Linked DNA regions of Homo sapiens: region 1 is linked to region 2. A link is an interaction called in ENCODE POLR2A ChIA-PET data of the cell type or tissue named here. Cell type or tissue: endothelial cell of umbilical vein. All regions are shown on one strand. Each heading gives the region's core, and the rest is flanking DNA. Links, peaks and the distances in the headings are about the cores only. Region 1 overlaps CEP164 (centrosomal protein 164). Region 2 holds the start of BACE1 (beta-secretase 1).

Region 1 (10,250 bases), core at 1,346-9,345, 63 kb after region 2:
GTGTTTGTGTTTATGGGATCACTGAGCTGTGGCGAGGACAGTCCCCAGGCTCAGGCCAGGAGGGATGCCATGGCTTCATTTCTAAAGTTAAGGCTTTGTCTTGGAATGCCGGCATCCATGGTTTCTTTGTCCCAGACCTTCTACCCAGCCTGCTGTATCCTGGTTTCATTTGCCAGGTCTGTACCTAAGGGGAATAGTTCAGGGTGCTTTTTGGCAGAGCATTACCTCCAGAAGCCATCCTCCATCTGTTTGGAGGAGGCAGATCAAAGGGAAGGGATTAGTGGGAGAGGGTCAGGGATGAACAGTAATGATATGAGGGGGTGCAGAAGAATTAGGAAGCTGTGTGTGCTCGCCTCTCACTGAGCCATGGGCTTAGAAGGCAGATGGCAGCTGCATTAAGTGAAGTAGAACTCAAACTGAAAGGAAAATGTCACCAAAAAAGAAGAAAAACCCACAAGCTAGAAAGGGAAGGCAAAAAGTCGTTGTTGGCAAAAACTGTCCATGAAGAATCGCCATGTCACAGCTCTCTCGGAAGCAAGGGGGCTGGCTCTTCTAAAGCAGTCACCCATGTGGAGAAACGTGCCCATCAGCGTTTTTCTTCTCTATGGAAGTAGATGGAGGAGGCTGTGGACAGCAGGACCAGACTTTGTCTGGGCGTCCCACCATTAATCAGGGCTGATGTGACAGAACTCTCCCCATTAACATGCTGTTGGGTAGCAGTCCTTCACTTAGCCCAGCAGGGATCTTAGGCTCAGAGAGGGTGGGATCGTGGGCCTGTGGCAGCCAAAGGACAGCAACAAACTGGCACCAGTGTGGGCACTTGCTGCCTGTCCCAAAGAGAAGCCAGTGCAGGAATCATCACTAATTAACTCTCATTGTCCAGAGGGGAACCTGTATGGAAAGGGGATGGAACGAGCTGGAAAGAGCCCACCAAGGCTCATTTCCAAACTGCCCACAGGTTTTCTGGGGATGTTGGCATCTCTTCTCATGCCTGGTTGGGCACCACGGAGAGGGAGAGACAGCTGGAAAGTGACATCCTTCGCAGCATGTGTCATGGAAAGAGCTTGGGCTTTGGAGTCAGTGCGGGGCCCCATCTGACCCCCAGGCCCCTTGCTTATCAGCTGTGTGACCCTGGGCGAGTTATATGTGCTCTCCAACCTGCTTCCTTATCTGTGGGATGAGGGAAAGAGTTTTAGTCTCACAGGGTTATTTTTTCCCCATAATTTTCTTATGAAAAGTTTCAAATATATGGAACAATTAAAAAAATTGTACAGTGAATACCCACATACTCACCATCTATAGGCCACAATTAACATTTTACCATACTTGCTTGACATATCTTTCCATTGAGTCACAGTGTCATTTTGAAGATGAAATTAGTAGATGTTGAAATGTTTGGCACAGAGCTGGGCACATAATAGACATCTTTCTGGAAAGTGGAGTTGGGGTAGTGAAGAGGCCTGGTGGGTGTTGACTGTGACAGAGGCAGAGTTGACCTTTGCATCTCCACTGTCTCCAGGACTTCGGTTTTCGCAGCCGGATCTCGGAGCACCTGCTGGATGTTGATGTGCTTTCCCCAGTCCTGGGTGGAGCTTGTCGGCAGGTGAGTTTCTGTGGGTGGTGGGCTGAGCTGGGGCCTCATTTTCCCTCACAACTTTTTCGGATGACCCAGAACTGAGCCCTGCCCATCACAGGGTGCATTTCTGTAAGTCCTCTCCCTTCTAATTCATTAAGGCATGGTCCTGACTGCCTTTCACGGGGCTTCTGACCATTCCTGCATTGTTGCTATAAATTAAAGCCCTCTTCCACCATGTATTTATCCATTTATCCACTCATTCAGCAGCTGAAGAGTGGACTGTCTGCTCATGTGCAAAGCGCTGTGTAGATTGTAGATTTCAAGGCACTTCCCATCCTGGCCCATTCATCCTCTTTACATGCCCAGCCCACCTGCTGCTCACCAGCTGGATCTGCTGCTCGCTATTGCTGGGGCACACTCCACCTCCGCCACGCCTCTGCCTGCCACTCTGCTTTCCCATTTTTCCCAGCAAGCTCTTTTTTGGTCCTGGAGGTTCACCTCTGACACCTCCTCCTCAAATGGGATGAATTGTTCCCTTTCTTTGCTCCGTTTAGTCACTCTTGTTTTGTTTGATGGTTGTTTGTCTGTCTCCCCTGCCAGATGTTAGCTCTGTGTGGGCATGGATGATGATTGACCCATGTGTGGTACAAAGATGGCTCAAACAGAGATCCTGTCCTTAAGGAGCTTCAAGCCAAGAAGACTTTTCTTTTTCTTTGTGGATTGGTTAGAAGAGCAGTTCTGGCACATGATCTCTGCAAGTGTAAGGGAACATTTGGTTTGGGCAAAATGGAAATTTGTTGGGTGAAACAAACAAGATGTTTAATACGAACCCAGCCTTGGAGCCTTTAGTGAAATGTGTGCTAGAGGCAGCCTTGGAGCCTTTAGTGAAATGTGTGCTAGAGGCAGGCCAGTTGCATTTGAGCCCAACATGTTCCTCTCAGCTCTGGCTGATAAAACCTTTCTGGGCCACTGTCCAGCTACCAGGTCCTTGTTGGATCTTGGTCATCCTGTTTGCAGTGCTAAAGAGATGTGAAGGCACAGTCAAAGGAAGGTGGGATTAGTCAGGAAAGGTTTGGAGCAGGCGAATTGTGAGGCTCCTTTGGCAGTAGGTGAGTGGGAAAGTTACTGAGTCAGTGCAGTGGAGGTGGATTCCATTGTTTGGGGTCCAACACCTGGCCAGTATCAGAATTACTTGGGAGCTTGAAAAAAAGACAGATTTCTGGGTCTACCTAAGACCTGATGTGGCCAGCAGCCTCTTTTTGGGCTATGCCACTTGCTGTAACGCAGTAGCAGGACCTGACTTGGTTTTGGTTCTCACGAAGTGCAGCCTCCTGAGGTGGCCATCCCTGGCAGAGGAAGCCCTAAGCCAGCGGTCCCCAACCTTTTTGGCATCAGGGACCAGTTTCTTGGAAGACAGTTTTTCCAGATGGGGCCAGGGGTGGGGGCATTAGATTCTCATGAGGAGTGCGCAACCTAGATCCCTTGCATGCACAGATCACGATAGGGTTCATGCTCCTGTCAGAACCCAGTGCCACTGCTGATCTGACAGGAGGTGGAGCTCAGGTGATAATGTTTGCTTGCCTGCCCACTGTTCACCCCCTGCTCTGTGGCCTGGGGGTTGGGGACCCCTCCCCTAAGCTATACCTTGTGACCTGCCTGTTGTGATGTGGGTAACAGTGCTCAGTGTGGCTGACCAAGTAGCCAAGCCTTTGCAGGCTCAGCTTCCAGCTGTCTGCCATCTCTGGGGGTGGAGGGGTCGAGATGGGGAGGTGGAGCTGGAGGAGAGAGCAGCAGCCCCTTCATGGGACAGAACTGTAGATGCCATCTTCTGTTCTTCCTGTGCGCTCTTGCCCATTTTGCCGTATTTTCCATGTCTCTCTCAAGGGCAGGACCAGGGCAGAAGGCTTATAACTGAGCTATACTAGTTTTTGTTCATTTAAAATATTTGCAATGCAGCTTTATTGAGATAAAATTGACATACAATAAACTGCACATTTATTTGATAAGTTTTACCGTATTATATACCTTCACAACCATCACCACAAAAAACGATTATAATGAATTAGACATAATACATTTCTTTCTTTCTTTCTTTTCTTTTCTTTCTTTTTTTGAGATGGAGTTTCCCTCTGTTACCTAGGCTGGAGTGCAGTGTCATGATCTTGGCTCACTGCAACCTCCATCTCCTGGGTTCAAGCGATTCTCCTGTCTCAGCCTCCCCAAGTAGCTGGGACTACAGGCATCCACCACCATGCCCGGCTAATTTTTTTTTTTTTGTATTTTTAGTAGAGATGAGGTTTCCCCATGTTGGCCAGGCTGGTCTCGAACTCTTGACCTCAGGTGATCTGCCCGCCTTGGCCCCCCAAAGTGCTGGGATTACAGGCATGAGCCACCGTGCTCGGCAAACATAATACATTTCATAATGAATTAGAAAAGTGATTATAAAATTGTTTCAAGTAATACAGAAGATCCAAGTTCTCAGCTTCCTGTAGCCTTACACAGGCAGGGACTATGGATAGTTCCCATTCACATTTTTCATGTACCTTTCCAGAAAATTTTCTGTGTACATATAAGCATATATCTATTTTCTCTTATCTTTTTTCTTCCCATAAAAATTGGGATTGTGCTACCTAAACTGCATGGTGATGTGCTCTTTAAATTTGAGAATAGGCACTTGACTTATTTCTGAGTTATTTCATTTAGATCTACCATATTCTTTTTGTTGGCTGCACAGTCTTCTGCTGTATGAATACACCATGGTTTATTTAACTGAGGACTGCATCTTAAATGAAAACAAGACCCTAGAGCCAAGTTAAGGAGAGGGAAATGGTATTTTAGGCCAGAGGCTTAGGATGTGCGATTGTCTCCCCTTTCTGAAGAATGCTGACCTTGGCTGCTTTCCTCATCTGGATCCTTTGCTTCCTTTTCTGGAGCAAAAAAGTTAAGGAAGAGGACCCTCTCTATCAAGAGGACCGTCCATCTGGGTATTTCCCCGAGGATCCCCTTTTCTCTGTCAGTGGGGGATAGTTCAGTTTCTCACAGAAATATAGGTGAAACAAGAAGGCAGAGGCCAGAAAGCCATGGTCTGCAGCCAGCCCTCCTGTCTGCTGCCTTTTTTCTTATGGTGTATGGCTGATAGCCCCGGAGTCCTTTCTGACTCAGGGCTCAGTCCCCCTATTTTTATTACTATCACCCCCACTTCATTACTCATCTTATATTTTAGTTTGTTAAATGGAGTGGGCCTGTCACCTCGACAGGTGAGAGAGGGAGATATTTGATGAGCATGGTGTGGTCTGTGGGGGAAGACAAGTTGTGAGTTGCACCCTCGAAGGGGAAAGAGGTGGGGCAGGAAAGGCTGCGTGCCCTGCCATTGTCTGCAGGCTCTGCCCGTGCTGATGTGATGAGGAGTGGCAGCCCTGGCAGGGAGCCCTTCTGCTACAGGCACCGGGAGGTACTCACAGGCAGCATTTCTATTTTTAATGTAATTTGGGGGAGCTGGGTTTTAGTTCAAGCCCTGCCCTTCCTCACCCATCCAGATGGCAGGGTTAGCCACAGCTGCTGGGGCTTAGGCTGCCAGTGGAGAGGTATGGGGGCTGTGGGCACAGGGCTGGGGACCCTACTGGGAAAGATGGAGTGAGCTGTCTCCCGCCCCACCTCTCCTGTTGACCCTGTGTCCCAGAACAGACGGGGCTCCTGTCGGTGTGACAGAAGGAGTGCAGGTCCTAGGATGGGGACTGGCACTGGCAGAGTCTTTTCTTTTTGTTTTTTACCTTAGGCTGGGGGAGAGGGAGAGGAATGTGGGAAGAGGAGCTAACATTGATGGCGTGCCTTCTTTGGGTCACGAGCTGGGCCTTACGTATATGAGCTGATTTAATCCTCACCAGAAGCCCTGTGAGTTGCAGTTTGCTATCCCATTTTATACAGTGGAGGAGACAGACTTCCTAGGCAGGAAGAGCTAGAACAAAGGGTTGACCCCAGGCCGACTACACTACTGTACCTCTGTGGAAAATATTTGAAATGATCATGAATATTTCTCCCCTCCAGGCTGGGTGACAAAGTGAGACCTTGCCTCAAAGAATAGTTCTTCCTTTTTTTTTTTTTTTTTTTTTTTAAACCAACTTGCTAAATGTCACTAGTCACCCAAGCTTTAAAATGAGATTTTTGTTCTGTTTTGTTTTGTTTTTGATGGATGATGTAATTGCTGACTGGGAAGGGGGCATCATTGTCTGCTGATGGGGCCAGGGTGCTTGCGGGGACCCTGAATGTAGCGAAGGAGCACTTTGTCTTCCTTCCTCCAGGTGCCAGGTGGTGCCCTTTTTGTCTCTGGCACAGCTGTCTCTCTCATTCTACCAGGACTCCATCTCTCCAGGACTTATCCTTTCTCATGTGCTTGCCTGTGGCCCCCGATTCTGCCCTCGTAATTTCAGCACGCTTGTCATTCACTGGCACTGCTAATCTGGGCCTCTGTGGATTTGGGGTACTCATGGATTTCTCTGCTTTCTCTGCACAGCTCACAGTGCAGGCTTCCAGCAGCAGGAGGCAGGATTTTCTTTTTCTTGTGTGTTCTCCTTCAGCCTCTGGCTCCTGACTCTCTGTGTAGTGGCTGTGGTCTTCTGCCACATCTTCCCCAGGCCTCAAGGCTGACCCAGGGAGCAGCTGTGAACCTAGCCAAAGCTTGGGGAAGCTTCACTGTGCAGTAGATCAACCTTCTGTTCTACGTCCCGTATGGTCCCATCTTCTGGAGAGCAACTTCTCAGTGCTTTCGTCTAAGCTTGAGAGCCAGCAGGAGGATGGAGGGACCCAAATGCAGTCCCTCCAACACAAACTTTTTATTGCTTCTCTCCTACAGGCCCAGCAACCACTGGGAATAGAAGACAAGGATGACAGCCAGTCCAGCCAAGATGAGCTGCAGAGCAAGCAGTCCAAAGGCCTGGAGGAGAGGTACCATAGGTGGGAGGCTATCCCCAGCGCTGTGCCTTCAGGGTGGTGTGGACTTGGGCAGAATTCTTGGCTTTGGTGGCCGGCCTGGCTCAGTGTACAGTTGCTTGGCAGCAGGTGATGAACTGGCTGGATGGCCTTGCAGGGTCTGTGTGTGCACATGCGTGTGTATATGTGTGTGCACGTGTGTGTACTGGCAATGTGTGTATATGTTTGCATGCATGAGCAGACCCTTTGTTTCTTCACCAAGATGGGAATGTGAAGTGCCACTGGGTACAATTGGCAGGACTCTGGGCACCATTGTGGGGCCAGGGCTGATGAAGCTGTGTGTGTGCCTGGTTATGGGCCAGGGCTGAAGAAACCTTGTGGAGGTCTGGAGGAGTCGCATTGGAGGGTTGGTACTGCAGCTCAAGAGTTCTGAGCCAGGGCCCTGCCACATCAGAAATGGCTGTAGCTATCTGTGAGAGTGCAACTGTGTGTGATGTGACAGGGGCTCTCAGCTTCTCCGGCCTGAGCCCCATGACAAGGGCTGCCACCCTAGAAGGGGAAGGAGAATGGTCATTTCACTTTTGGACCTGCAAAAACTATCCATGACAGCTTCATGCATTTTTCTAGTTTGACCTCTTGAGTCTGGCTTCTCTTTTTCTCCCCACTTAGTTCTTCCACCCCTCCCTGGCCCCAGTGCTGGTGAGCTCTGGGGATGGGTATACTTGTGAGTGTGTCCTGCTCTTACTCCTGAACCAAGCAGAGGCAGTATAGGGACCCCTGTGGAGCCTGACTCCAGTCTAGGTAAAAGGAGGGCTCAGGAGGGAGTCTATCCTTCCCACATGTGTGGCTGCCTTGCCCTGCTATGGCTCTCCATGGATGGATGTGGGGGTGGGGCTGGAGCATAACCCAGGAGGAGGCAATGACCTAGGTCCACACACTGTACTCCCCAGTTCTCTTCCCGCTCTCCAAATGGAGGGGCCTGACTCTGCTGCTCTGCCCGGCCTGACCAGGTTATCTCCTCCACTTCCACACGAGGAGCGGGCCCAGAGTCCCCCTCGCAGCCTGGCCACTGAAGAAGAGCCTCCCCAGGGCCCCGAGGGGCAGCCCGAGTGGAAGGAGGCAGAGGAGCTTGGGGAGGACTCTGCAGCCAGCCTCAGCCTGCAGCTGTCCCTCCAGAGGTAAGGATGAGGGGAAGCATCCTCATGAGGATGAGGGCTGGTGGCTGCTCTGTGTGTAGTGGGTATGTGTGCTAGTGCTGAGAGAGATGGGGGTGGGGTTGGCTTGGGGAGGGAGTGGGGAGCTGGGGCGGGTTTGTAGCCTCAGCAGCAGCAGCAGCAGAGGCTCTGCTTAGTGTCCCATGGGATCTGGATATGAGGAAATGTGCCTCTTCCTAGTCCTCAGTCTACAGCTGAAATCAGGGTATGTGGTCTGATTAGAGGAACTTAGAAACTCTTGAATAAGGAGGTGTCTCTTTTGTCACAGCTGCCTCCCTGCAAGGGGCTGGAGCAGAGACTGGTATCACCCTGGCTGCTCCATTCCTGTCAGGGAAGCCCTTTCTCTAGTCCCCTCCCTACCAGCACCCCTGTTTCCAATAGTCATCCTACTTCTTGTCATTCAGCAACCCCAGCTGGAGCCCTGTTATGTGCTCGGCCCAGGGAGAGGGAAGCCCAGATAACTCTGGGTCCAGCTGAGAGGACCTTTTTTCTTAGCCTAGTCAAGAGCGTGGTGGACATTTGCTAGTTGTCTGTCCCCCTAGCAAGAGAAACATGCTGGTCTTAGAATTCATTGGGTTGGAATGAGTCACTAGGGAACCTGAGCAGCATCGATGTGCAATCAACAGCATCCACTGAACACCTGCTGTGTACGGAGCTCCTGGGGTACCATAACCATCTTGCTTCCATTGTGAGGCAGGAGTCTCTAGTCTTTGATGCAAATAATTCAGGGAGAGGAAGGGCGGGGAGAGGGAGGTCTAAGACCCGAGGTAGGGAAATTGTTGGGCTGTCTCTCTTGTCTCTGTCATAGCTCTTTGACCCCAAATGGCGTACATCTTAAGCCTCTTGCTTTCTTACTGGCTTTAACACAGTTGTTTCCTTACTGCTATCAAGGGAGCAGGCCCCAAGCCCACCTGCTGCCTGTGAGAAGGGCAAGGAGCAGCATTCCCAGGCCGAGGAGCTGGGCCCTGGGCAGGAAGAGGCAGAGGATCCTGAGGAGAAGGTGGCGGTCAGCCCCACCCCGCCAGTCTCTCCAGAGGTGTAAGGGCCAGTTTTGTGTGTCTGTCCCTGACCTCCACTGCGTGTGGGCTGCTTCAGTGCCTATTCACTCTTGGGTGGTGGGAGGTGGGGCTCAGGCTCTGGCCAAGGGTTAGAGTGTAGGGAGATTAAGCATATCCTTGGTGCTCTGTGTGCAGCCTTGAGAGCCCCACACAGGCATGACTGATCCTTACCTGGGGTTAGCTTTGGTCTCTGGGGCTCCTGGTCAGGACTTGAGGTACAAGGGCAGATGAGGGGGTACCTCCTGGCTCATTTGCTAAACTTGCTAAATCATGTTTCCTGTCTACCAAGCACTGTTTTTCTCTTCAAAAATGTTGTTGAGGTATGTATGTACACTGCAGTACATAGGCCTAAAGTGTACAGTTCAGTGAAAGTTTGCATCTGTGCACACTGTATAATGGCCACTCAAACAGGGAATGTCTCCATCCCTCGAGGAAGTTTCCTCGTGCCCCTCTCAAACCACTCACCCCAGATCTTCACTGTTCTGGCCTGTGAGCTCCAAGTTCTGGCCAAAGGGTCATTTTTCCAGTTCTCTACTTCACATACATGGAATTATACAGTATACAGGATTGATCTTTTGTGCTTGTGTTCAAAGCTCAGTGTGTTTTTCTGATTCACCTATGTTGTTGAACCAAGTACTTCTAAAATTTAGAAATCATTTAGCTTTTCTCCTTCCATTCTTACCCTTCCCCTTCCTACTCAGTTTTCAGACGAGGAAACTGAGGCTCAGAGAAGTGAAGGGATTCATCTAAGGTAACATCGCTAGTCAGTGGCAGAATTAGAACTAGATTATAGGCCGGGCGCGGTGGCTCACACCTGTAATCCCAGCACTCTGGGAGGCCGAGGCAGGTGGATCACCTGAGGTCAGGAGTTTGAGACCAGCTGGCCAACATGGCGAAACCCCGTCTCTACTAAAAATACAAAAATTAGCTGGGCGTGGTGGCAGGTGCCTATAATCCCAGCTACTTGGAAGACAGAGGCAGGAGAATTGCTTGAACCTGGGAGGTGGAGGTTGCAGTGAGCCGAGATCGTGCCACTGTATTCCAGCCTGGGCAACAAGAGCGAAACTCTGTCTCAAATAAAAACACTAGTTTATAGTCACTAGAGCCCTAGACTTCTGACTTTAGTCTGCAGCCACTGTTCCTTTTCTCTGCATAGAGAAAGAGAAGGATCAGGACTTAACATTTTCCCTTCTGTGAACTGAGCAGGTCTAAAGGATTTGGGACTGACTCATGAGCAGAGACAGGTTTATGCACACATTACTCACAGCAAGTTCATGCACACATTACTCACTGAGAGCTGGCAGGGCACGTGAGCTCAGGATCTCATGTTGTCACCATAACATTGCAGGAGTGGTGTATGGAAGGGGTGGTCATGTCTTTCAGATGGTGATACATCCTACAGTGAAAACTGTGACCTGGAGGAATTATATGGCTTTCCTGTCACCTTGGTGGCTGTGGTTAGCCAGTTCAGGATGC
Region 2 (10,250 bases), core at 767-8,766:
CCTACTCTTTTTATTTTTATTTATTTTTTGAGACGGAGTCTTGCTCTGTCACCCAGGCTGGAGTGCAGTGGCGCAATCTCAGCTCACTGCAACCTCTGCCTCCCGGGTTCAAGAGATTCTTCTGCCTCTGCCTCCCGAGTAGCTGGAACTACAGGCACGCGCCACCACACCCAGCTAATTTTTGTATTTTTAGTAGAGACGGGGTTTCACCATATTGGCCAGGTTGGTCTCGAACTCCTGACCTTGTGATCCACCTGCCTTGGCCTCCCAAAGTGCTGGGATTACAGGCGTGAGCCACCACACACAGCCCCCACTCTTTTTAAAATTCAGATGTCTCTTCCTGAAAGATTGCTTTCTTCATGTCATTCCCCTGCCCCAATAAATTCAGATTTTCCCTTATATCTGAAGGCCAAAGTCCAAACCTTATAGTCTCACATTTAAGCTTTATGGCTATTTGGCTCTATTTTATTTACCCAAACTTATCTGGTCTTAGCCTAAACCTGTAATATTAACAGGACTGGCTCTCTATTGTCTCCTAAACAACCATGCTTAAGCCCTAACATCCATAACTCATCCTCTCATTCACTGTGGACTCTCCCAATTTTAAGGGGGTAGGGTGGGAAGGAGCAGACATGGACATACGTGTAACGTGCAATTACAGTACAGTGGGATAGTATGGTGCCATCTGCCCCCTGGGAATAGCCTGCCACTCCTGTCCATCCTTCAAGACCATGCTCAGAGCACATGTCCCTGGTGCGGCTTTCCTGGATGAGTTTATCACTTTCTGAACACCTGTGGCACTCACTCTCTGCACTCCTATAAATACATTATTCTCTTTTCTTTTTTTTTTTGAGACGGAGTCTCGCTCTGTCACCCAGGCTGGAGTGCAATGGCGTGATCTCGGCTCACTGCAACCTCTGTCTCCTGGGTTCAAGCAATTCTCCTACCTCAGCCTCCCGAGTAGCTGGGATTATAGGCGCCTGCCACCATGCCCAGATAATTTTTGCATTTTTCGTAGAGATGGGGTTTCACCACGTTGGCCAGGCTGGTCGCGAACTCCTGACCTCAGGTGATCCGCCGGCCTCAGCCTCCCAAAGTGTTGGGATTACAGGCGTGAGCCACCGCGTCCAGCCATAAATGGTTCTCAAATTTGAGGCACAAACTACGGGGCCCCACTGTCAGAGATCCTGTCTCTAGAGGTCAGGGATGGGGCCAGGGAATTTACATTTTTAGCTGACTCCAATGAGGGTTTGCCGACCTCGCTTTGAGTATATCTGCATGGATGACCTTGTACTCGTCACTTCCGCCCTTTCACTTCCACTGTAACTCTATGTGGGCAGAAAACATGTCTTCTTGTCTCTTTGTGGATCAGCCCCCAGGCACCACCAATTAATTGCCTAGCACAGAGAAAGTGCTCCCCAAATTTTACTTTTTCTTGTTCAGAATACAATGCCATCCAAGTTCTCATTTGGCACTTACAACAGCCGCGCCAGGTAGGAAGAAAGGGCGTCCTTCTTACAGACAGATGGGGAGAGAGTCCAAGCCACCAGAGAGCAGAGACTGGCTGATGCAGGCTTAGTTAGAAATCATAGTGCAAGCCACACAGTTGCTTTAGTTGTGGGCTCCCTGGCACTAGCTTCCTGGACTGGTGTTGAACTTTAAGCCCACTTTCCTCTTCTAGAAAGGAACGAGGAAGGAACTGACATTTATTGAGCAATTACTCTCTGCTAAGTACTGGGCTGCAGGATGTATGCATTATTTCAGGGGATCAGGGAAGTACAGCAATGGATACCCCGTTTTTGTTTTTGTTTTTATTTTTTCTGAGACAGAGTTTTGCTCTTGTTGCCCAGGCTGGAGGGCAATGGTGCGATCTTGTCTCACTGCAACCTCCGCCTCCCAGGTTCAAGCGATTCTCCTGCCTCAGCCTCCTGAGTAGCTGGGATTACAGGTGCATGCCACCAGGCCCGGCGAATTATTTTTGTATTTTTAGTAGAAACAGGGTTTTGCTATGTTAGCCAAGCTGGTCTCGAACTCCTGACCTCAGGTGATCTGCCCACCTTGGCCCCCCAAAGTGCTGGGATTACAGGATACCCCAGTTTTATACATGTAAAACGTGGAGGCCCAGGACATCCGAGTTTTTATGCCTCATTGCATAGAATTGAAGAGGCAGAACAGGCCAGACAAGGATAAAGTGACTTCATATTTGTTGGAGGTCAGTTTTATATGCTGGTGTATTGTTCTGGGTGAAAGCACCTAGAACAATTAACCCTCACAACTTAATCCTCACAATTACCTTGCAAAGGAGGTCTCATTTCCTACTCATTTTAAAGATATGACAGTAGTTTCAGAGAGGTTATGCAATTTGCCCAAGGCCACACAGCTGAGAAGAGGAAAAGCTGTGGGTGGTAGAGCTGGGATTCGTGGACTGTCTGACCTCAAAGCTTGTGTGGGTTCTGCAGCCCCGTCCTGCATCGTGCCATGGGGTCCATGCACAGTGTGCACAGCATGTCAGTCGCAGAAACAGGAGTAGGTCCCAGGTCTCTGCATACCTGCTGCTCCCTGACGATATCATCTAGCGTTCTGTTTGCTCAGGGCCTGGATTTGGCTTCTGTCCTGCCCTCCCAAATTCCCACTGGAGACTACTGCTGGGGAAGTTATGGTGCACAGGAAAGAGGATGAGAAAGTGGGGAAGACCAGGCTTTCGACTAGCTGAGAGGTAGGGCTGGGGAGCACGCACCTAGGAAGGCTGGCTTCTGTAAAGTAATTGGGAGGTGGGGGTTTGTGTTTCTCCCAGATCCAGCTGTCTGAGAAGTTCAGGAAAGTGTGGCTGTCCCCTCCGCCCACCCCAAACACACTCCCACCTTCACAGACCCTCCCAAGGACAGACTTCCCAGACACAGATCCGGAGGTGGCTCACAGATGTGCAGGATCAGATTCAAGGTGACACGCACCAGCATACACAGAACCACAGGGCTGCCCGGGCCCGGACTGCCCCACAGAGGCGGCAGATGCACACAGAGGTCAGCCACAGCACCCCACATGGAGGGCTGCTCACCCACAGAGGTGCAGAGGGTGCCACCTCCACCAGCCACCTTGAAGGTACCTTGGAGATTGTCAGGAAGGATGGGGAGGGCATAACAGTGTTTTCTCTGTAACTCCCCTCTCCCCCGCCATGGAAGGAGTCCCACTCTTAAAAGGGAGCTCTGGCTCCTTTCCTACCATTTGTTCTTTCACCAGGCTCAGTTCAGTTCCCCTCTGGCCTGGGGAGGTGTGGGGTGGGGGAGGGGCCGGAGTGTAGACCGCGAGAGGGAGAAGGGGAGGAGGAGGGGACGGCAGGAGCCTGTCCAGGGCTTCCGGGCGGAGTGCAGTCAGGGGGGCCTCGACAACCTCACTTTGCCGTACCAGTGGCAGCCCAGATGGTGGGAGCAAGGTGCTTATTCAACTGCTGCCAGGATTCCTTGGTCCTGGAGGTACTGGGAACAATGGTGGGAATCAGAGGAGGGGACAAGGTTGGGTGGCCAACCTCTAGAGTGGTGGGATTTGGGAGACTCGGACTGGGCCACTGTCAGAGGGGGCTGACACCTGTTATAGTGCCCCTGTGGCGGACCCTTCCTCCAGGTCAGGGTCCCCAGCTGATGTGTCTGTCTTGCCTCAAATCCTTCCAGACGGCGTATGTGTCAGATGAGGAGCAAGGGGAACTAGGCAGCCAGGGGAGACGAGGAGGGAATGGGGAGCTTGGGAACACTTCTGCCAACAACCACGTGACCCCCGGGGAATGGCTGGGGAGGGGTCCCTCCTGCTGTCCCCACCAGCCCATTTGAGCAGGGGCTAGCTTGAGGCATCCCCATCCTGTCTCCCCTCTGCTCATGCAGGCGGAGGGCTAAGGGCTGGCCTGACCACCTTACCGTCTGCGGGGGGCTGCCCACGGTCATCTCCACGTAGTAGCCCTGCCCCGACTTGCCCCTCAGGTTGTCCACCATCTCCACAAAGCTGCCCCTCCGGCCGGGCTCCTCGGGCTCTTCGTCGGTCTCCCGGGGCAGCCGCAGCCCCAGGGGGGCGCCCCCCAGGCCGCTGCGCAGGGGCAGCCGGATGCCGTGCTGGGTGCCGTGGGCAGGCAGCACTCCCGCGCCCATCCACAGCAGGAGCCAGGGCAGGGCTTGGGCCATGGTGGGCCCCGGCCTTCGGGCCCTCTGGGCTCGCACTGGCCCACGTCCGTCCCTGGCGCCTGCCCCCAAGTCTGGGTGGTGCTGGTGGCTTCTCAGGAGAGGGAGCTTGGGGGCATCAGGACGCCAGGGCCTGCAGGGCCCTGGGCCAGCCCCCGGGTCCGGGCTGTGGAGAGCGGTCAGGGGAGATCCGCAGAGCACGGGAGCAGGGGAGAGGCTGGGATCCGGAGCCCGCTACATCGGCACGGCGGCGGCCAGCCTGGGCAGCGGGCGCGGGCTCCCGGCGGGGCTGGGAGGGGCGGGCATGGCGGGCCGGTGGCGGCTTCCCTGGTCCCCCCGGCGGGCGGCGGCGCGGGCAGGGGCAAGGGCTCCGGGCTCCTGCGGCTGCGTTGGCTGCTCAGGCCACCATAATCCAGCTCGCGGCTCGCAGCTCCCGGGCGGGCTGGGGAGGCGGAAAGACTTGTGGCGGCGGCTGTCAAAGCCAAAAGGTTTTCGCTTTTCCCTGGGATCGCTGGGAAGTGTAGTCTTCCCATGGCAGGCAATCCGGCTTCCGGGGCTGGAGAGGGGTCTGGGATGCCCTCTGCCGAGGTGGAGTCCGCCCTGCAAGGCCCTGGCGGGAAGGGCCAGACGGATGGAGAGGGGCACACCTCCCGTCTGTCAGTCTTTCTTTCAGCATGGAAGGAGCACCCACTGTATGCCAGGCACACTGCCAGGCGCTGGAGATACAGAGAGAAATAAACGGTGATTCTACACGGGACAGTTAAGTGATTCCTGCCGCGGTGGGGTTTCACACTATACGATGTGGCATTAAGGAGTAGGGATTTGGAGGGACATCTAGGGGATCTGGGAAGACTCAGTGGGAGAAGGTGGTATTTAATTTGAGCGTTTAAAAATGGGTAGGATTTTCACGAGCAGAGATTGAGGGAGCAGGATGAAAGGGGAGGAAGAGTTTTTCCAGGCTGCAAACCAGCGGAGCAGGGTCCAAAAGGGGAAAGTGCAGTTGTCTTATTTTCTCCTGCGCCTGCGATCTGCGGGCAGGTAAGAGCCAGTGGGTCTTCTCCCATCTGAACCTGTTTGTGCCCTTGAGGCTCTACTTGAATCCTTATGGCTCCTCTGATTTTCTGCACCATCAGCCAGACTGAGGAGAAATGGCTGTTGATAGCTTTAAAGTGTTAACACTCCGAAAAGTATCTCTATATTAACTGGTAAGAGCTTAAAGCCTTGAACCAAAAGCGTTAGAGTTCTAATAGCTTAAAGGAGAAAAGCCGGTATGGTTTTAACAATATATTGTTTATCAAATGTGGAAAGCCATTGATAAAATTCAGCAGTTACTCTGATTTAATTTTTTTAAAAAATGAAAGGGAATCTTCATTTTTCTTTTGAAAAGGAGACTTGCTCTGTCACCCAGGCTGGAGTGCAGTGGCATGGTCTCAAGTCTGCAACCTCCGCCTCCCGGGTTCAAGCAGTTCTCATGCCTCAGCCTCTGAGTAGCTGGGATTACAAGCATGCGCCACCATACCCAGCTAATTTTTGTATTTTTAGTAGAGATGGGATTTCACCATGTTGGCCAGGCTGGTCTCGAACTCCTGGCCTCAAGTGATCCGCCCACGTCGGCCTCCCAAAATGCTGGGATTATAGGCATGGACCACTGTACCCAGCCAGGAAACTTTTTAAACAAGATAACGACAACAACAACAAATGTAGTAATAACAGGCTACGTTACTCCCATTAAAGGCAGGCTTTGGAAAGGAAAGATCATTATCTCTACTCTTTTTTTTTTTTTTTTTGAGAAGGCGTCTCGCTTTGTCGCCCAGGCTGGAGTGCAGTGGTGGGATCTCAGCTCACTGCAAGCTCTGCCTCCCGGGTTCAGGCTATTCTCCTGCCTCAGCCTCCCGAATAGCTGGGACTACAGGCGCCTGCAACCACGCCCCGCTAATTTTTTGTATTTTTAGTAGAGACGGGGTTTCACCGTGTTAGCCAAGATGGTCTCGATCTCCTGACCTCGTGATCCTCCCGCCTCGGCCTCCCAAAGTGCTGGGATTACAGGCGTGAGCCACCGCGCCCGGCCGATCATTATCTCTACTCTTATCCTACACGGTTCAGACCGGTCTGATTGACTCAAAAGACAAGAAAATGGAAAAAGTGTTATATATGTTGGAAAGCAAAGGAATCATTAGTTGCAGATTATATGATATGGATAGAAAACCCTAATCAATAAGATGATTAGACACAAGTTAAAAAAATCGAAATCAAAATAGAGAAATGTATCTATGGGAATTGTAGATATGATAGAGATGGCATTCGTATTAGAGGAAAATGGACGCATTATTCAAAAACTGTTGTTGGGACGTCTGGCAGCCCATTTGGAAGGAAAAAAAACCAAATCCAATTTCATTCCTCTGAAAATAAACTCCAGATAGATTAAAGAATTTAACATTAAAATAAAACTACAGGAAAAATAGAATATTTTCATGATCTTATATTGAAGAAGACCTCCCTAACAAACCCTAGAAGGTAAACAAACCCAAAAACTGGATGGATTTGATGACTTAAATATTTAAAACTTCTGTAGAATCAGAAGTATTCCAATACCACCAGTGTTCTAATTCTGGTTCAATTAGTAACTGGGAGAGCCCACTCTGGTTACTTACTTTTTGAGTCCTTTTTTTTTTTTTTGAAACAGTCTCACTTTATCACCCAGGCTGGAGTGCAGTGGCTTCATCTCAGCTCACTGCAACCTCCTCCTCCTGGGTTCAAGCGATTCTTGTGCCTCAGCCTCCTGAGTAGCTGGGATTACAAGCGCACACCACCATGCCTGGCTAATTTTTTTTTTTTTTGAGACGGAGTCTCCCTCTGTCACCCAGGCTGGAATGCAGTGGCATGATCTCAGCTCACTGAAACCTCTGCCTCCTCAAGCGATTCTCCTGCCTCAGCCTCCCAAGTAGCTGGGACTACGGGCACGCGCCAGCACGCCCAGCTAATTTTTGTATTTTTAGTGGAGACGGGAATTCACCATGTTAGCCAGGCTGGTCTCTAACTCCTTACCTCAAGTTATCTGCCTGCCTCAGCCTCCCAAAGTGATGAGATTACAGGCGTGAGCCAACTTGCCTGGCCCCTTTTTGAGACTTGATTTTATCATTTGTAAAATGGAGATAATGATATTAATAGTTCAAACCTCAAAAGGTAAGAATTCGATGAGACAATCCATGTAAAGCATTTAGAATGGTGTCCAGCATATTGTAAGTGCTCAATAAAGGTCAGCTATTAGGATTATTACTGTTGCAACTACTGAGAAAACTGACATTTACAAAGTTAAAAGATCAGTCACAGATTAAGAAACAACATTTATCACACAATAGAGACAAAGGGCTAATGTTTATAATGTGCAAAGAGCTTCTACAAATCAATATAAATCCCAAACAACCTGATAGAAAAATGAACAAAGGGTAAGGGGAAAGAGTGAGGAAAAACAACAACAAAACACAAAAAAGAAAAGAAAAAGAAAAATGAACAAAGAATGTGAACAGTTAATTCACAGAGGAAATTCAAATGGATGATAAACATAAAAAACCTTGAAAAAAGCTTAACTTCGTTAATAGTTGAAAGAACACAAAGTAAAACAGTAGATTCTTTGTTCCTTTTTCTTTCTTTCGTCTCCTCTCAGATTGGTAACATTTGGTATTGGTGAAGGTATTGTTTGGACTGTAAATTATTCCATTTTTGGAGAGTAATTTGCAATGCCTATTAATATGTTAAAAATGCAAACTCTTTGGGCAATGGCATTTCTAGGACCCTTTCCAACAAAAACAACAATATTTCAGCAGTGTGTACTATGGCAAAACCTTGGATTCAAAACAAATGAAGCTGGGTGTGATAGTTCACGCCTGTAATCCAAGCCACTTGGGAGTCTGAGGTGGGAGGATCGCTTGTGGCCAGGAGTTCAAGACCAGCCTGGAGACAGAGCAAGACCCCATCTCTTTAAGCAAAACCAAAAATAATCATCAAGCCTGTAATCCTAGCACTTTGGGAGGCCGAGGTGGGTGGATCACCTGAGGTCAGGAGTTTGAGACCAGCCTGGCCAACATGGTGAAATCCTGTCTCTACTAAAAATACAAAAAAATTAGCCAGGCATGGTGGTGGGTGCCCATAATCACAGCTACTTGGGAGGCTGAGGCAGGAGAATCGCTTGAACCCGGGAGGTGGAGGTTGCAGTGAGCCGAGATTGCACCACTGCACTCCAGCCTGGGTGACAGAGCAAGACTGTCTCAAAAAAAAAAATTTAGCTAGGTGTGATGGCACATGCCTGTAATCCCAGCTACTTGGGAGGTTGAGGCAGGAGAATCGCTTGAACCTGGGAGATAGAGGTTGCAGTGAGCCGAGATTGCGCCACTGCCCTCCAGTCGGGTGACAGTGAGAATCGGTCTCAAAAAAAAAAAAAAAATTAAATAGGGAACAAGACATTTGTTCAATGAAATCCTAAGTAACCATTAAAAACAATGGGATAGCTTCTTATAAACTGGCCTTCCAGGCTGGAGTGCAGTGGCACAGTCTTGGCTCACTAAAACCTCCACCTCCCAGGTTCAAGCAATTCTCTGCCTCAGCCTCCTGAGTAGCTGGGATTACAGGCGTGTGCCACCATGTCTGGCTAATTTTTGTATTTTTAGTAGAGATGGGGTTTTGCCATGTTGGCCAGCCTGGCTAATTTTTGTGTTTTTAGTAGAGATGGGGTTTCACCACGTTGGGCAATTCTCTGCCTCAGCCTCCTGAGTAGCTGGGATTACAGGCGTGTGCCACCATGTCTGGCTAATTTTTGTATTTTTAGTAGAGATGGGGTTTTGCCATGTTGGCCAGCCTGGCTAATTTTTGTGTTTTTAGTAGAGATGGGGTTTCACCACGTTGGCCAGACTGGTCTCGAACTCCTGACCTCGTGATCCACCTGCCTCGGCCTCCCAAAGTGCTGGGATTACAGGTGTGAGCCACCGCGCCCGGCCTGTTTATGACAAGTTAAAGAAAGCATGTCAGGGGCCTGACGTGGTGGCTCACACCTGGAATCCCAGCACTTTGGGAGGCCAAGGCGCGTGAATCAGGAGTTCAGGGCCAACCTGGCCAAGATGGTGAAACCCTGTCTCTACTAAAAATACAAAAATTAGCTGGGCGTGGTGGCGGATGCCTGGAATCCCAGTTACTCGGGAGGCTGAGGCAGAGAATTGTTTGAACCCGGGAGGCGGAGGTTGCAGTGAGCCAAGATCATGCCAATGCACTGTAGCCTGGGTGACAGAGTGAGACTACGTATCAAAAAAAAAAAAAAAGCACATGTTAGAACAATAACATTATGATCTCATTTCTGTAAAAATTAAAAAGAATGGGCTGTGCATATATGCATAAATATGTAGGTATATACATTTACATCTGCATAAGCATAAAAAAATATGGAAGATAGCACCCACAGTGTCAACAGTGGTTTCCTTTGAAGTGTAGGGTTTAATTTCTTCCTTAGTTTGCTCATTCATTCATTCAGTAAATGTACACTGAGTGCCTACTACACGCTAAGCACTATTTTAGGCACTGAGGATACAATGATATGTAAAATCCCTGTCCTCATGGAGCTTACACTCTAATGCAGGAAGACAGACAGTAAAGAAATAAAATTATAGTATCTTGGATGGTGATATGTGCTATAGAGAAAAATAAAATAGAGAAAGGAGATGGGAGGGCGGTTTGCAGTTTCAAATAAAGTGGATTGAAAGTGTAGAGGGAACATTTTATATCTTTGTATCCTTAAATAATTGGTAGGATTATCAAGTGTTTTCCTTTCTTATCATGTGAGTAGTTTTCTGTATAGCCCAAATAAACAGTATAAAAAAGAGAATAAAAAGTTATTTTTTTCCCAGAATTAAAATGCTTGTTTATTTATTTGTATTTAGAGATGGGGTCTTGCTCTGTCACTCAGGCTGCAGTGCAGTGGCATGATCATGGCTCACTACAGCCTTGACCTCCTGTGCTCAAGTGACCCTTCCACATCAGCCTCTGTAGATGAGACTACAGGTACACACCATCAAGCCTGGTTAAATTTTTGGGTTTTTTTTT

What was found. Peaks named below come from ENCODE experiments on the same cell type or tissue, not always from the same donor. Only the 100,000 strongest peaks of a DNase experiment are listed, where the experiment ranks them.
Region 1: POLR2A ChIA-PET joins it to region 2 with 5 read pairs; 5 of 35 experiments call an interaction of 5 or more read pairs at or near these places.

Annotation. Positions count from the first base shown.
Region 1 is chr11:117,374,189-117,384,438 of GRCh38, forward strand. It overlaps CEP164 (centrosomal protein 164), which reads left to right. Exons shown (of 33, transcript NM_014956.5): 11 at 1,520-1,603; 12 at 6,426-6,517; 13 at 7,513-7,680; 14 at 8,608-8,754. Among named protein-coding and RNA genes, the nearest start is that of CEP164, 51 kb to the left of the region's middle. RefSeq lists enhancers at 6,999-7,525, 7,526-8,051, 8,219-8,720. In endothelial cell of umbilical vein, for the core only: no CTCF peak of the experiment used is centred there; a DNase peak (open chromatin) is centred at 5,533; H3K27ac peaks cover 1,862 bases.
Region 2 is chr11:117,311,630-117,321,879 of GRCh38, forward strand. BACE1 (beta-secretase 1) reads right to left here and starts at 4,627. Exons shown (of 9, transcript NM_012104.6): 1 at 3,906-4,627. The coding sequence starts at 4,166. It also overlaps a transcript of CEP164 not described here. RefSeq lists enhancers at 2,493-3,015, 3,016-3,537 and silencers at 4,066-4,175, 4,266-4,355. In endothelial cell of umbilical vein, for the core only: no CTCF peak of the experiment used is centred there; DNase peaks (open chromatin) are centred at 4,702 and 7,952; H3K4me3 peaks cover 1,900 bases; H3K27ac peaks cover 353 bases.